Regions from separate parts of the Homo sapiens genome. Here region 2 is linked to region 1. Evidence: chromatin loops called from intact Hi-C (ENCODE). Cell type or tissue: dorsolateral prefrontal cortex. All regions are shown on one strand. Each heading gives the region's core, and the rest is flanking DNA. Links, peaks and the distances in the headings are about the cores only.

Region 1 (2,906 bases), core at 90-2,589:
GAGCACGGTGTCGACCAGGAGGAGGATGGACCTGAGGATGCCAGCCCGACAGAGCACGGTGTCGACCAGGAGGAGGATGGACCTGAGGATGCCAGCCCGACAGAGCACGGTGTCGACCAGGAGGATGGACCTGAGGATGCCAGCCCGACAGAGCACGGTGTCGACCAGCAGGAGGATGGACCTGAGGATGCCAGCCCGACAGAGCACGGTGTCGACCAGCAGGAGGATGGACCTGAGGATGCCAGCCCGACAGAGCACGGTGTCGACCAGGAGGAGGATGGACCTGAGGATGCCAGCCCGACAGAGCACGGTGTCGACCAGGAGGATGGACCTGAGGATGCCAGGCCGACAGAGCACGGTGTCGACCAGGAGGATGGACCTGAGGATGCCAGGCCAACAGAGCACGGTGTCGACCAGGAGGATGGACCTGAGGATGCCAGCCGCACAGAGCACGGTGTTGGCCACAGAGCAGGACGGGCCTGCGCTGCTTTCCTGTCATCACGCAGGGATAATCTTTACCTCTCATTTAAAAAGGCCAATAGTGCCCATGTCACAGGGATTATCAGCAGCCGCTCTGACAGGTGGATAACGTGTGCTCGGGCAGAAGAGATTGAAACCCAGCAGGGCGGGGAGGCAGGGAGGCTGGAAGCCAGTGAAGTTCACTCCAGCACGGCGTCCGGCAGCTGAAGAGGCCCTGCGTCCACACAGGCACTGCGGAAACTCACCTTGTCCTGAGATGAGGGAAGGCCAGGGAGAGGTGCGTACCAAGCTTGTCACAGGGCACTGAGGACAGAGCTGCCACTAGCTCCTGGCAGGAGGCTTTGATGTGGAAACCGGCAGCCATGCAGTGGGCGCAGAGGAGGTGGCCTTTCTGCCCTTCCTCCCTCCTGGCCCCCAAGGGTCACCTGGGGAAAGCCCTCTACAGTGTGAACACGGCTGTGAATGGCTAATTTGCTGCAGTGGCGGGGGTGGTCTCTGTCCTGTTCCCCCCACCCCCTCATTCTCCCCACCCGGAGCAGCCCTCCCTCCCTGCCACCCCCGACCTGAATCAGGGCCACCGCCAGAGCCTTTGCCACTCCACATAAATGTGCCATCAGCAGGCCAGGGTGGTTTCATTTTGTTTTTAGTGCTGAGGATTTGTGTGTGTGTTCTTTTTCCTTTTAGTTTCTTTATTTTCCCAAATGAAATGTGATCCAAATCAAAACAAATTCCCAGCATCTGCTGGAGAGACTTTCCTCCTCTCTGTTTCCCCAAGTGCTGAATGGAGAACACTGCTCCATCTCGCTGTTATTAAGACGCACGGAGGCCTCACCGCCAACAGTCCATGCGTGTTTCTTGGCAGCCCTGGCCGGGTAGTGGTGACGGTGCTCTGAATAGGGGGCACCCACTGCCCCTCGCTGCTGCCCCCATGACCCGCTGTGCAGTGGCTTTTCCGGGGAAGGGCACCCCATTGGCAGAGAAGAGTGTGCGGGTGGCAGGGAGGGAGGCGAGCCAGGGCCCGGGCCCGAGCTCCGTGTGCCGCGGCCCTGTCAAAGCGGCCTCCTCGCGCCTCAGCCCTCTAGCGCCAGCGTTTTGTCACATCTCCGGTTTCCTTTCTTTGCTTCAGCTTCCATGCGACCCCCTAGCTGCGGACACTCCACACGCTGAGAGTCAGCTGAGCTTGAACAAAGAGACCTTTCTCCTCTGCAGAAATCGCTCGAGCCGCCAGCGCCAGAATTCACAGCAGCTTTCTCTTGAAATGCTTGGCATTTCCCCACAATTTCTTAGGTATACTTGGTGGGCGAAGTGCGTCATCTCTGTTTGAATTTATCGCACAGAATAAGCCATTTTCTCCATTTAATGTTATCCCCTCGGTAACCAGGAGGTCGGAGGCCACAACGCAAAAACAGCAAATTTGTCAACGGAATGTGCAAAGCCGGGCATAAATTTATCTTGTCCTAATCCCCGGCCCCCTTTCATGCGGTGATTTTTCATATGCATATGAGAATTTTCCGAGTTTGCTTTCTCACACATTTCGCCGTCCGCAGACGGGCGGTGGCTCTGTGGGCCCCTAGGAAGCAACGTGGCTTTCCCCTTCCTCTGTAAAGCCCAAGGCGGCCACCTCCGCTTTTCTGATCATCTGTCATTGAAAACCCCCCAAGCATCGCTTCCTATGATTATTTTCACACACAGGGAGCATAATTGCATGTTCTGAAAAAAAATTCTCACTAAAGAAGCCCGTGATTCTCAGACATCCTAAGGCATCGCAAAGCCAACCCTGTGCCATGCTGTAGCCACGTACAAACTTTACAATCCCGTGTCACTCACATTTAAAAATAACCAGCAACTTCATAGCAGAAAGAAAGGGTCATGGTCACCACAGTGAGACTGAGACACACATCTCCTCTAACTTTACACCACTCGGGATAACTATGTGCATCCTCACCAGAGAATATCTACCTCGTGCTGTTTCCTTCAGCCTCCATTATACGGTGGAAGAGTCGCATGACAAGCTAGAGGATCAGTCCTAAAGGAGTCCGTGTCAGTGTGTGACTATTTTCACAAAACAAGTAGTTTTGTCTTGAAGTCCACTCTCTTGACACCACCAATATTGTGTGCTTTGGATGGCAACAGTGTACCCGGCCGGCCAAGGAGAGCCTGGGCGCTGGTGGCGTTGGCTGCAGACCAGTCTCCGGCCCAGGACCTGCCGTAAGACCTGGGGGCCAGTGGTCTGCGCCCTGCAGGCCTGAGAGGAGGGAAGCTGTCTGATTGCCAGGTATTTACACAGCAACACTGAAGGAAATGTACCACGGCCCCTGGCTTTCTCAGACGTCAACTCCTCAGGCTTAATGATAAAATTCATCCCCGAAGCATATTTTCTTTGGTTCAAGACTATCTCCCCACACTGGGAATTTCCCCTGCAGTTT
Region 2 (2,906 bases), core at 145-2,644, 56 kb after region 1:
GGAGCCATCCATGATCAAGTTGAGGAATTTTGGAGCTAGAAGGAATTTTAGAACCTTCTCAGACAGTGATCATGAACCATTCTCAGATCAATGATCATGAAGATCAGAAAGATTCTTTGGATGCTGCAGATCCAGGCAGCTTCTAAATCACAGAGGTCTGCAGCCACCTGTAGGTCACCTTGCTGCACTCACGTGGGCCTGTTTCTCACAGTAATAGTTTAACTGTGTGTGGGCACCTAGTGCTTGTCTTCACTGGCAGGCTCAGCTGGACTCCTCTCCTGTAAACATGCTTCAGTGACACCACACAGATGCAAGGCTCATATGTTTCATCACAACATGTGAATCACGTGGTCCTCTCAAATCCATTATGGGAGCGATCCCACCAGCCTGGACTTTAGCATGTCCTTATCACAGTTGTGAACATGCAGACTGTATGGAGCCAAATGCTTCTGCCTGTTTTCAGATTGGCTGCAACCTTTGGATGGGGCTGCTCTGTAAAGCCCAGCTCCCGGGGGTGTGAACCTGACCACACCCTGGCCATGCAGCTCCCCCTGGCCATGCAGCTCCCCCTGGCCATGCAGCTCCCCCTGGCCATGCAGCTGTGCTTTGACTTTTCCCAGCAAACATGATGCATCATTTTTTTTTCCTAATGAAACAACACCTGGACCCTTCCACAAGCAGCCACCCGCTTTCCCGCAGGAGCCGTGCTGGATGTATGTTGTGTCCTGCTGCTGAGGATGCATTTAAACTCTCACCACTTGGCTTGTTTCAGTCTCTGCTGTGGTTCAGTTTGTCAGAAACAAAAGTAGAAATAGACGTGCAAAAGGAAGACTGTTTTGAACGACATCTTGAGAATGGTTTGCGGTATCCGTGACTCGGGCATTATTTGTGGTTACAGTGAGAGCTGAGAAGCTCTGAGATTCCTCCATCCCTCTGCCCTTCCCACTGAAGGCACAGAAATGGAGAGTGTGCTGCCTGCGTCCCTGTGCCGTATGTGCGTGCTTGATGAAGCTGTGAAGGTTTTGGCTGCCCTTTCGTGGCTTCTGTTGTTTTCTTGGGGGCTCAGTGGGATGGAGAGTCTGTTCTGCAGCAGGACATGCCAACAAATTGCATCACTTCTGCCTCGGTGACTGCGGACAATGACATGCCATATGCCAGCGGCAGGAAATGAATGGGCTCATTTACACTGGCACCGGCGCTGCGGCCTGTCAGTCTTCAGAGGCCGGCCACTGCAAATTGGAAGGTGGCGGAGACGCAGAAACCTCCCAAGCTTCCAGGCCACATTAGTCTGGAAGCTCGGAGCAGGGGCAGAGGGAACCCAGGCGAAGGAGGTCCCCTTGCTTGCTATGAATGTTAGCCTTGCAGCTCCAGAAAACTGACCGAGTGAAACCACCACTCTCTGCCCACCCCCTGCACCAAAGGAAAAGAGAAATGGAAAACTGTTGAGTGCATTCAGCTGCAAGGAGAAAACAAAAACACAGTAGGTGCCGCACCCCGGCATGCAGAGCGGCTTTCCTACACACACAGAGGCTGCCACAGCGGCCTGCCCCGACGGCGACCCCACCGCCTCGCCTGGGCACCCGGCAACGCCGCAGTTCACATTCGACCTCCGGCCTCTCCGGCCGCGCGGCGTCTGTCTCCGTGCATGGCAGCCGGGGGTGGTCGGCAATGATTGAAGAGGCCGCGTCCTGGCGACCAGCGCTGCTAATGAACGGGAGGGAGCGGGTCAGGGATCGCCCGCATGGCAGCCCGGCAAGGGCGGAGCCGCCGTCCATTGTCCCTCGCATTTGTTCTCAGGGCAGCGAGGGGGGTCGGTAGCAATCACGCGCTCTCTTCTTCATAATCACTATAATTAGCGTCATAATCTGAGCTGGGTGAGCTTGGGGCAGCTTCCTGGCAGAGTAACTCACTTTTTAAATAATAATAATAATAATAATAATAATAATTGGCATTGCAGGGCCTTTTCATCCAAGTTTAGACGGCCTTATGGAGATCAACCGAGTCTGGATTGCACCCTGCCAGAGAGGAACCTGAGACACTTTGCAAGGAGCTGGGTGCGAAGCAACCTGGCCCGGGTCACAGGGAGGTGCCGGTACGGAGGCCGGCGTCCAGTGAGATTGGATTCACAGGTTCTGGGCCCATGGCAGCCTATACGGAATGCCTGAGACCTTCGATACAATGGACTGATGTTAACTGAAGGCATAAACAAGAGGTCTCTCGTGCTCCTGGACATGAGCAGGTGGAGGATCCTTAGGACACAGCCCGTGCTGCTTCCCCCGGGCCCCGTCGTCCCTGCCATCCACTCACCTTTCCCTCCTGGTTCAAGGACTCCTGTTAGGAAAGAAATAGAGAATGGAACGATACCCACTGACCTGGGCCCAGGCACTTCTCATTTCCAGTTGGTTTGATAAGACATAAATATAGATTTCCCGGGTTTTGCCCTCATAAGGAGTGCATTTAAAATAAAATTATACCAAGTCATTCTGATTCTAAGCAAGCATCTAGACATTCATAGGTGGGAGAGAATGTGTTCCAGGCCTCCAAAGAAAGATCGCACTCAAAACCCCCAAACCCCCACACCCCACACCCCCACACCCCTCAAACCCCCACACCCCACACCCCCACACCCCACACCCCCACATCCCACACCCCACACCCCTCAAACCCCCACACCCCTCAAACCCCCACACCCCACACCCCCACATCCCACACCCCACACCCCTCAAACCCCCACACCCCACACCCCCACACCCCTCAAACCCCCACATCCCACACCCCACACCCCCACATCCCACACCCCCACACTCCTCAAACCCCCACACCCCACACCCCTCAAACCCCCACATCCCATGCCCCATACCCATATACCCCCTCACCTCCCACACCCCCCACACCCCACATCTGCA

Evidence for each region. A loop is a pair of places that touch in the nucleus more often than their neighbours do. Peaks named below come from ENCODE experiments on the same cell type or tissue, not always from the same donor. Only the 100,000 strongest peaks of a DNase experiment are listed, where the experiment ranks them.
Region 2: a loop joins it to region 1, with 2.7 times the contacts of the local background. A loop is called at or near these places in 2 of 110 quality-filtered maps.

What each region holds. Positions count from the first base shown.
Region 1 is chr18:78,504,744-78,507,649 of GRCh38, forward strand. No RefSeq gene overlaps it. Among named protein-coding and RNA genes, the nearest start is that of LINC01896, 470 kb to the right of the region's middle. In dorsolateral prefrontal cortex, for the core only: a CTCF peak has its summit at 1,608; a DNase peak (open chromatin) is centred at 1,598; H3K4me3 peaks cover 1,450 bases; H3K27me3 peaks cover 88 bases.
Region 2 is chr18:78,561,188-78,564,093 of GRCh38, forward strand. No RefSeq gene overlaps it. Among named protein-coding and RNA genes, the nearest start is that of LINC01896, 420 kb to the right of the region's middle. RefSeq lists enhancers at 1,099-1,640, 1,641-2,181. In dorsolateral prefrontal cortex, for the core only: no CTCF peak of the experiment used is centred there; a DNase peak (open chromatin) is centred at 1,184; H3K4me3 peaks cover 1,272 bases; H3K27me3 peaks cover 1,452 bases.